Linked DNA regions of Mus musculus: region 2 is linked to region 1. A link is a loop called in an ENCODE intact Hi-C map of the cell type or tissue named here. Cell type or tissue: gastrocnemius. All regions are shown on one strand. Links, peaks and the distances in the headings refer to the core of each region. The heading gives the core; the rest is flanking DNA.

Region 1 (5,383 bases), core at 260-5,259:
CAGGTCCCAGTATATGGTTCATGATGGCCTGGAATTCAACTTGCCTTACGTACCTGTGTGTGAGGTTACAATCACCTCCAAACCCAGCTTAAGGTATATACTGAGAGGTGCACAGAAAACCAGTTTAGTAGGCTGAGAGGAGTCAAGAAGGTACTATACTCAAACCGGCCATGGAGTTCCAGGTGAGTCGGGCCACACAGCAAGACTTGCTTTCAAACAAAATCCACACGTGTGAATGTTTTCCCCTTCCATTTGTTTTCCAGGACTTGAGACTCTGTGACCCTCCCGGCCTGGAGATGGCTCAGAGTTTAAGAGCACTCACTGTTTTTTCAGAGGTCCTGAGTTCAATTCCCAGCAACCACATGGCTGCTCACAGCCATCTGTAATGGGATCTTGTGCCTTCTTGTTGGCGTGTCTGGAGACAGCTACAGTGTACTCATAAATAAAAATTAATTAAAATAGACTCTGTGATCCTCAAATATTGCCAGTAAAATTCTCTACCTCAACATTTAAATTGAACATATTCGGATTACTTGTTCATTTTGTAGTTTTGGCAGTGGCTTTTGTTAGCTGGAATGGTTACCTTTTTAATGTATTTGCATCCACTTACCTATAAAATAAAACCTAAAATTGGTCATAGTATCTAGCCTCCATGTTATATTATCTTCATTCTTATTACTTTTATTTAGGATTATTTCTCATCTAGATACTATTTTCTGTTACTATAGTGTTTCTATATAATACTATTTAAGATATTTAAAAACAAGCATAATGCATATTATTTAGAAGTAGTCAGCCTTCAGTTTCTTTATTCATTTCTATACATATTCACATAGAATTTTTCTTTAGAAAAAAACAAAACAGGTAAGCATACATTATACTGTAGCATTTAAAATTTTCATTTTATATGATTTCATGACATACATTATACATTTAACATCCTTTTTAACACTTGTAACTACTGTATGGCTATATCATGATTTTGTTTAGTTTCTTATTGATAATCTGAGTCATTATAAAAGTAATAGCATTTTGGGGGATGTGTCTTGTGGCAAAGGGCAGAGCAAAGTCAGCCCCTAAGTGCTGTTTTTGTGAGACATGGTCTTGGGCTAGGGCTCTGGTTGGCTTTCTTCAAGTTCTCAATCTTCTGTTTCAAGCTCTCCAGTGCTAGCAGACTCCCTCACCCACGAGCTGACAAAGGACCTTTAACCCTTACTTAGCCAACTACCAATTTAAGCACTGTATGCCTATTTTTTAACAAAGACCTCTAACTAATTACAGATTTCTTTTATTTTCTACTATTATGAACTAGCCTGATAACTAGTTCCTTAAACATTTTGGGTATATATGGCAAATATACCATAATCTATAGGCTACTGTTATCATCTGTTATACTACAGGGCAAAGGTTTCTCCATATTGTTGAGAATTCCAAATGCCATAATATTTCCCACAAACTTTTGATTGTTTTTTTAGTCTGGCGACTTAGCCCAGGCTGGCTTTGAACTCACTAAGTAGACCAGGCTATTCTGGAGATGGTTTCTGCCTGGTCATGAAAGGCTATGATTAAAAGCTAAAGACATGTACCACCACACCCGGCCTCCACAAATTTTTAGGTATAGATTAAATTTTAAAGTGTAAATAGAATGTGGTGGCATACCTATGTATATCCTAGCACTGAAGAGGCTAAGGAGGGAGTTGAAGGCTGGCATATGCTTTATAGCAAGTTCTAGGTCAGTGCAGGTGACATGGGAACATCAGCAAAAAGGTACAATTCAGGACACGTTAGTAAAATTATTCTGCAACTATCAGCCTGCATCTAGTTCAAAGACCATAAGTGGTTTGAAATGAAAGCCTTTTTTGCTTTTGGTTTTTCAATACACGGTGTCATTGTGTATCCCTGATTGTCCTGGAACTCCACCTGCCTCTGTCCCCCAAATGCTGGGACTAAACGAGTGCTCCACCATGCCCAGCTTGTGAAAGCATATTCTATCTCTACTTAATTAAATTATGTGTGTGTAGATTATTTTGGGTTATATTAATATATGTGCATGTGAGTGTGGGTGTTTTAGGTGGGCAGAATGGAGTTGGAGTATAGGCTGGAGACCAAAGGCAGGGTTAGAGAGTGGTCCTCCCCCGGAGTAGCAAGTATTCTTAACCTCTGGGCCATCCGTCCTACCTCCATAAATCTTGTTTATAGTTCATATAATTTTTAAAAAATGTTGCTAGTAACGAAAAGATTCTTTCTAGATTATCAATTCTCTGGATTGGGTTCATAAATAACTTTGTAATAAGCTTAAGAGAAGAATTAAGATTTAAGTATTTGACCAACGCCTTTTGTCTCACATACCCTCAATTTCTGCACCCTAACTGGTCTCTTCTGGAAGGAATTTAGAAGCGATTCCCTAGACTCTTTGTTAGTCCCCATAGCAAAAACAACTCAAGCTGCAAGAAAGCCTTAGTCGGTGGGATGTGGATCCAATTGTCTCACCAAAATGAGAAGACGTGGTACCTCTCCCCTGCAATCCTTACTTCCAGGAAGCTTGGAGACTTCACTATACGTCCAGTCTATCATGAACTAAAGAAACCTTGTCTCAAAATAACAGGTCAAGAGAAATCGCCGGTCCATTACAATTGGAGCTTTCAAATGCATTTACTATGGAGGGGGACTAAGTTTTTTTTTTTTTTTTTTTTTTTTTAAAGCTTAAAGTCTGCGTTTCCTCCCAGAGGCGGAAAGCAAACACTAACCAAGCAAGAGTTCCCGGCTCCAGGGTCTCCTTAGGTGACCCACAAACAATGGGAACGCAAATAAGACTCTCCGTCCCTTCCTAATACTCGGGAGCGTGGCTTCTTCCAATTAGGACGCACCAAGGAGCCTACATCACTGGCGGTAAAATCTGCGAGGCGAAGGGCACCGCGCCGACGCCCGACACGCCTCCCCGCGGCACCGCCTCTCCAAGTCTCGTGTGCTGCGCGCACCGCGGGAACCGGGCGCCCGCCTCTCCTCCCGCCCCGCTCCGCCCCGCCCCTCCCCTCCCCTCCCGCAACGCCGAGTGCGCGTGCGCATCGCGTCCGCCCCGTTGCCGCGCCTCTAGCTGCCCTGGTTACCGTTGGTGTTTGCGAATTCTCTGTGGCGCCTGTTCCGCCCCGGACGGGCCCCGCGGCGGTTTTCACACGCGCGCGCCGGCGTCACGTGGGCCAGGGCTCCCACGCGGACGCAGGCCAGCTGCTGAGGCGGGAGGAAGGCGTTGCGGCTACCGCTAGCCCTTCCCTCTCCGCCCCAGGGCTGGCGCGCGGATAAAAAAAAATGGCGAAATGCGGGGTAGCCGGTGGGGAACCCGACGGGATGGGGCGCGGAGGTGGCACTGTTGTGGGAGCCTGCTGAGGTGAGCGCAGCTGACCTGGCGACCTCGGGCCGGCGCCTGACAGCGCAGACACGGACTCCGAGGGTCGCCGAGGGCCCCGCCGAGAGCCGGAGGCAATGGATGAGCAGAGTGTGGAGGTGAGGGGCATCACGGAGGGTGGCGGCTGGGCTCCTTTTCTATCCGGGGCCCCATGCGCTCGCCCTCCCTGTGGGAGGCAGCCTCTGCGAGTCGCGGAGAGGGAGGCTGGCCCGGCGGTAGTGCTTCCAGCCCTCAGCATGCCCGGTGCTGAATCTGTTCCGCAGTCAGGTGCTGCGGAGCTCCAGCGATGCCTTGGCACCTGCTCTCGTCGCTGTTTGCAGGCTGAGCCTTTCTAGAGCAAAATTGCAAATTCATCGGAAGGACTTGCCCTGCTTTCTCGCCACGACTTGCTCTGCATGATTAAACATTTTTTTCACCCTCAGCGGTTCATTTTGTAGGACACACACACCTCTCTCACACTCGACTGACTTAAAGACTAGTAGTTTCCAGCATTGATTCTTGTAAGATGATTTCATGATTGGGGTATTTCCATAAAGGCTAGAATCATCAAAACGATTGCTTGGGGGCTGGGGGGCGTGAACCGTTCAGAGACTAAAGTACTACATGATTTTTGCTTTTTAAAAATAAGGGATAACTTACTGAGCATTGCTCTTGAGATTAACCCAGTTCACCCCCATGGTTTTATTGTCTTCCCAAAGCCAGTTAAGAGTCCGCATCTCTCAGGACCTGGTCTTGCAGTTATGACCATCAGTAATTTTCTACTTAATTGCTCTTGTGAAAGTTGTGTGAAGGTTTTGTAAACTTTTCTTGGTTTTAGGAGGGTTTAATTTTTCTGGAATGGAGTAAAAATAGACGTGGGTAAACTTCCCTGTTTTCAATTTTTTTTTAGTTATTAACTTAATGTCAATAGGGACACTCGCATTTATAGTGGCTGCAGATTTTCAGGCTCACATAATTAGTTGATTACATCAGGACAGAAATTCAGATTCTGAATTAGTTTGCCTCTAATCACGATATCTTTACAAATGTTTGTTTATTTAGTGTGTGCATGGGTGTGCATTGATGTGCCGGCGTGGAGGTCAGGACAACTTGGAGTTGCTTCTCCTTTTACCATGTGGGATTCCTGGGATAGAAGTCAGGTCTTCAGGTTTGGTGGTAGGAGCCTTTGGCAATGCTGAGCCACCTTGCCCGTTCCAGTATATCTTCTTAAAAATTTGCTCATGTCTGGACTCAGTGATGCATACTTTAATCCCAGCCCTTGGGAAGCAGAAGCAGGCAGATCTCTGATTTCTAGGCCAAGATAGTGAGCACAAGGTGTTTCAGGCTGGCCTGAGCTACATAGTGAAACTGTCTCTTAAAAACAAATTCCATCCCTTAATTACAAAAGTAGTTCATCTCCATTGTGGAAATCACAGAAGTAAAAAGTTGTCATTGTGTATTTAGTCATGCAATCTTTCTTCCATTTCTTACTGATACACACATACACAGTTTTCTACTATAAGTATTTCTGCATGCTGTATTTGGCATAATTTACTTAGTATTTGTCTGTAAGGGCTGTAATCACATTCTTACTTTTATTATAAGTACCCCCTCAGTAAGAATATTTCTACATAAAGTTTCTCTTTGCATTTCATGGTTTCATTTTTTTTTTTTGATGTGTATCAGAGTGAGTATGTGTGTGTCTGTGTGCTTGCGTGTGTCTGTTACACATACCCAGGTCATTGGTCATTACATTCCACCTTTTGTTTGAGACAGGGTCTCACTGGCCTGGAACCTCACCAGTTAGCCAGGCTAGTTGGCAGTGGGCTTCCAGGGATCTGCCTGTGTGTGCCCCTGTCGTGTCATAGCTGGGATGGCATGCAACACCATCCTGGATTGTACCTGAATTCTGGGGTTCTCAGACCCTTATGCTTTCAAGGCAAGCGCTCCATCGTTTAAGCCACTTTCTTAGTCTGTTTGTTTTTCTTGGAATCATCAGGC
Region 2 (5,383 bases), core at 284-5,283, 290 kb after region 1:
TAGTGTCTCATCTGTAATTTCAGCATTCAGAGGCCTAGGCAGGAAAACTGTCTAAAATTTAAGGGTGTATGTACTGAGTAACAGGCTAGCCATGATTATACAATGACACTGTCCTCACAAAACAAAACAAAACACTTGAAAAGGGTCAGGTATGGTGTTTTATACCTTTAATCTAGGCACTAAGGAGGCAAGGGCTAGACCTGTGAGCTCTATATAGCAGGTTCTAGGCCAGCCAGCACTATATAGTGAGATTGTGTCTGAAAAATGAAACAAAAAAGCAGAAAGGGGCTGAGAGATGACTCATTGGGTACCAGGAGTCTGCTTCTAAGTCTGATGACCATTGTTTGATCCTTCAGGCGCCCATAGTGAAAGGGGAGGACGGACTCCACACATGTCTCCCTTTTCAGAAAATTAATATATAAAGTGTAATTGCAAAATAAATCTTTCTGTTTGGCAGGACGAGGGACTGGGGTACATATTTTAGATATCAAAAGCAGGCCTGGCCTCCAGGTTCTCCCAGCATCCCTCAGTCTCTAGCTGGCATACCCTGCCCCCAACCCTGAACTTTCCAGGCCCGGGACTGAGCTGCCCTTCCCCCCAGAGGCTCCTCCCTATATAATCAAGACATCGTTTTGGATTGTCCCTTTCTCATGCTTGTGTGTGTTTCTCCCTCTCACCCATCCCCCTCCCCCCTCTCTGTTCTTTCTCTGGGCTTGCATCTTTCTTTTCCCCCTTCCCCTCTCCCTATGGTGACTTCCCTGGCCTTGGTCCTTGGGGCCAGTGAACTAGTCCTCCTGAGGACAGTTTTCCAATAAAAATACTTTTAATATAGTCTAATCTGTTTGAATTGGCTCATTTCACTGGTGGAGAAATAACATCACTTTCTAGTGCTGGGACTCTATAGCCTCACACATGCTAGATTTTCCACTGAGCTACATCTGCAGTCCATTCATTCAAATTTGAGACATAGTCTCTGTTTCCAAAGCTGGCCCCAAATTTATAATTCTCTTGGCTCTTTTGGAATAGTGGGATGGCAGGTATGCATTGCCAGGTCTGACTCAATATTCTGTGGGTGTTGTGGTTGGTTGGTTGGTTGGTTGGTTGGTTGGTTGGTTGGTTGGTTGGTTTTGAAATGGGTTTTCTGTAGCCTAGGCTACCATAACATATGCAGTATAGACTGACTGCAAACTTGAAGCAATCCTTGTACTTCAGCTTTCCAAAGTATTGTAATTACAGGTCCCAGCCACCATGCCTGGCTTAGAAAAGTCACCTCTTTGTCCTAAGGCAGGTTTTATGCATAAGTAGGCCAGTAATGATGAACATCTTGTGAAATACTGTAACTGAGCTTTGTGAAGGCTATGGACCTGTTAAGGACACCATGTTACTAGTTTAAGGAGGTATTACTACTAGGGGACAGGTGCGATAGTTCAATGGAAAAGATATTTGGTGCCAAACCCTGAGAACCTGAGTTCTATTCCCAGGACCTATGGTAGAATGAAAGAACCAGTTGGCTGGGCATGGTGGCGCACACCTTTAATCCCAGCACTCAGGAGGCAGAGGCAGGCAGATTTCTGAGTTTGAGGCCAGCCTGGTCTACAAAGTGAGTTCCAGGACAGCCAGGGCTATATAGAGAAACCTGTCTCAAAAAAAAAAAAAAAAAAAAAAATATATATATATATAGTCTCAAAAAACCAAAGGAAAAAAAAAAAAAGAACCAGTTGATCCCCTGTGAGCGATCACATGAGTTGTGCCACTTTCATGCAAGTTCATACATACACAGACACATACACTAATTAAATGTAAAAAAAAAAAAAACTTTAGAAGTATGCACAGGAAACCAGGAAGGTGGCTTGTTGGGTAAGAGACTTTCCCACCAAAGCTGACAACCTAAGTTTGATTCCCAGGACTCACAAGTTGTCTTTTGATCACCATATGGGCATCATGGCACCTTCATACCCAACAACTAATAAATAAGTAAGCAAGTAAACCAAATACCCCTAGGACCAGTATGAATGGTCATTTAGCTTCCAAATCTGCAAGCTAAAATTTAATCCCTAGGAATCACATGGTAGAAGAAAAGAACTGGCTCCCACGGGGTTTCCTCTAACTACACACTGTTCCATGATACATATATGTCCACACACATACACACAATAAGTAAATAGATGAATAAATAAATGTTAACAATAAAGAGGATTTTCTTTTTTCGTTTGTTTTTCGAGATGGGGTTTCTCTGAGGCTAGTGAGACCTTGTCTCAAAAAATAAAATAAAAACAACAAAAAGTTAACTAATGTCAGGAGTGATAGCACAAACCTTTAATCCTAGCACTCAAGAAGCAGAGATAGGCAGATTTCTGTAAGTTTGAGGCCATTCTGGTCTTCAAAATGTGTTCCAGGACAGCCAGTGATCTTTCATACAGAGAAACCCTGTTTTGAAATAATTAATTAGTTAATTAATTAAAAACAACTAGCAAACCATTGAAAGTAAATCATTTGCCTGGGATGTGTGAGCCCCAGAGTTCAGTTTCTAGCACTTTAAAGGTCCCCCAACTCCGTTTCCCTATTTTTTTCTTCCCATATCAGTCATCTCTTTTTTTTTTTAAGATTTTTTTTTAAGATTTATTTATTTATTATATGTAAGTACACTGTAGTTGTCTTCAGACACTCCAGAAGAGGGCATCAGATCTTGTTACAGATGGTTGTGAGCCACCATGTGGTTGCTGGGATTTGAACTCTGGACCTTCGGAAGAACAGTTGGGTGCTCTTACCCACTGAGCCATCTCACCAGCCCCAGACATCTCTTTTTTTTTTTTTTTTAATTGTCATTTTTAGTTTTAGTAAGATGTTTAAAACAGCATTGTTAGGTTAAAGAGATGGCTCATCGGTTAAGAGCACTGACTGTGCCGGGCAGTGGTGGCGCACACCTGTAATCCCAGCACTTGGGAGGCCGAGGCAGTTGGATTTCTGAGTTCAAGGCCAGCCTGGTCTACAGAGTGAGTCCCAGGACAGCCAGGGCTACACAGAGAAACCCTGTCTCAAAAAAACAAAAACAAAAACCAAGAGCACTGACTCTTCTTCCAGAAGGTCCAGAAGATCTAGTACTGACATAGCACCTTGAAGCCATCCGTAACTCCTGTTCAAGAAAATCTAGTGCCCTCTTGTGGGCTATGAGGACACTTGATGCATCTAGTACACAGACAGAGCACCCATACACTTTTTCTTTTTTTTTCTTTTTTGGTTTTTTCGAGACAGGATTTCTCTGTATAGCTCTGGCTGTTCTGGAACTCACTTTGTAGACCAGGCTGGCCTTGAACTCAGAAATCCACCTACCTCTGCCTCCCGAGTGCTGGGATTAAAGGCGTGCGCCACCACTGCCCGGCACACTTTTTCTTAAAAGCATTGTTTCACATACATACTCTCTTTTCTCTCTTTGAAACCGAACTTTTAACTTATATTGTAATAGCAGGTGTGGTGGCCCATGCCTTTAATCGCAGCAGGTACATCTCTGTGAGTCTGAGGCCAGACTGATCTACATATTAAGCTCCATAACTGCATGAAGAAATCCTGTCTCAAGAAAGAAAAAAGAAAAGAATAATAAATAAACTACATAATTTGTTTTAGTATGTATGTAGTCTCACACACAGGGGTCAGAAGAGAACCTTGTAGAGAGTACTTTCTCATCATGTGGGTCCCAGGGGCAGGCTTTATTGTGAGGTAGAGACCAAAGTCTGAATTCAGAATCTAAGCTGGGCAGTGGTGGTGCACACCTTTAATCCCAGCGCTTGGGAGGCAGAGGCAGGTACAGGCGAATTTCTAAATTCGAGGCCGGCCTGGTCTAAAGAGTGAGTTCTAGGACAATCAGGGCTACACAGAGAAACCCTGTCTCGAAAAGTCAATGGGTGTGGGGTGGGGAGGGGAGGGGAGAGAGTATGAATCTAATATTAAGATAGGTGACTACCTGGAGAAAAATCGTTTTTTTAGAGCAAGAGCAGGCTCAAATGCACATTACAGGGAGTTTTTAAAGACAAAGCACATAGAAAAACTACATTCAGGTTGGCAGTTGCAGAGGCAAATGAAAGCAGTTTAACAGTATCCAAAACCTTGCAGTTATCTGGGGCAGTAAGGGCCTTTCCATGGCATAGGTGGTAAGAGAGGCCAGTTTCATAGTAAATCAAAGATGTCTCCAGCTGGGAGAAGTAGAATCTTTGGCCTCTTACAGTTTGATAGCAAGTGCTTTAACTTGCTGACCCATCTCACTGGCTCTATTTCTCTCTTTGCATTATTTTTAAATATTTATGTTTAATTAATGAAGTATATAGCTGAGGATTACAGGCATGTGCCATTATAGCCCATGCTGAGAATCAGACCCACAGCTCTGCATACTAGGTAAGCCCTCTACCAGTTGAGCTACAACCCCAGCTTTATAGGCCTATAGTTCAATAGATATAATAATATAACATGTTGCTGCATAGGTTTAACAGTTTGCAAGTTCTTTGTTCTACAATTGTAAAAGTCTGTCCTAGATAGATTGTTGTTGCTATGATAAGCACCACAACCAAGAACAACATGGTGAGAAAGAGGCTTACTTTACTCTTACAGGTTATAGTTCATCACTGAGGAAAGTCAGAGTAGGAACTTACAGCAGAAACCATGGAGGAACACTTGAGTGTCTTGCTACCAGGCTCATGGTTCTTTCTTACATAGTCCATACCCACTTTCTTACCTATGGTGCTGCCCACAAGATCCTACATTAGTCAGCAACCAAGAAAAGACTCCACAGATATGTTCACAGGCCAGTCTGATGGAGAAAGTTCTTCAATTAAGGTTTCCTCTTTCTGCTGGGCAGTAGTGGTGCGCACCTTTAATCCCGGCACTCAGAGGCAGATGGATCTCTGAATTCAAGGCCAGCCTGATCTACAGAGCAAGTTCCAGGATGGCCAGGGAGAAACTCAGTCTTGGGGAGGGAAAAACACCTTTCCCAAGTATGTCAAAACCATGATTTACATCACAAAGTTCATAGTCCTTATGAGGAAAATTAATCATTCTTTGGAGTGATCTGAATTTGAAGTAAGATTCCATGGAGTAAGTAAGAAATAGAAACTTGGGGCTGATGAGATGGCTCAGTGGGTAAGAGCACTGACTACTCTTCCAAAGGTCCTGAGTTCAAATCCCAGCAACCACATGGTGGCTTGCAACCACTTGTAATGAAATCTGCCTCCCTCTTCTGGTTTGTCTGAAATAAATAAATCTTTAAAAAAAATCATAAACTTAAAAAAAAAGAAACTTATAATTAGCTGACAGATCATGGACATGAAGGTATTTTCTCTAGAGTGTGGCTTATCCATTGCATTTCAACTGTGCTGAGCCTTGTGATCTCTTTAAA

The links. Peaks named below come from ENCODE experiments on the same cell type or tissue, not always from the same donor. Only the 100,000 strongest peaks of a DNase experiment are listed, where the experiment ranks them.
Region 2: a loop joins it to region 1, with 3 times the contacts of the local background. A loop is called at or near these places in 1 of 42 quality-filtered maps.

What each region holds. Positions count from the first base shown.
Region 1 is chr11:87,123,994-87,129,376 of GRCm38, forward strand. Trim37 (tripartite motif-containing 37) reads left to right here and starts at 3,082. Exons shown (of 24, transcript NM_197987.2): 1 at 3,082-3,501. The coding sequence starts at 3,481. In gastrocnemius, for the core only: a CTCF peak has its summit at 2,951; DNase peaks (open chromatin) are centred at 3,067 and 5,191; H3K4me3 peaks cover 1,919 bases; H3K27ac peaks cover 1,629 bases.
Region 2 is chr11:87,410,478-87,415,860 of GRCm38, forward strand. All of the region lies in intron 1 of Tex14 (testis expressed gene 14), which reads left to right. Among named protein-coding and RNA genes, the nearest start is that of Tex14, 8.1 kb to the left of the region's middle. In gastrocnemius, for the core only: a CTCF peak has its summit at 3,163 (motif pointing left); no DNase peak of the experiment used is centred there.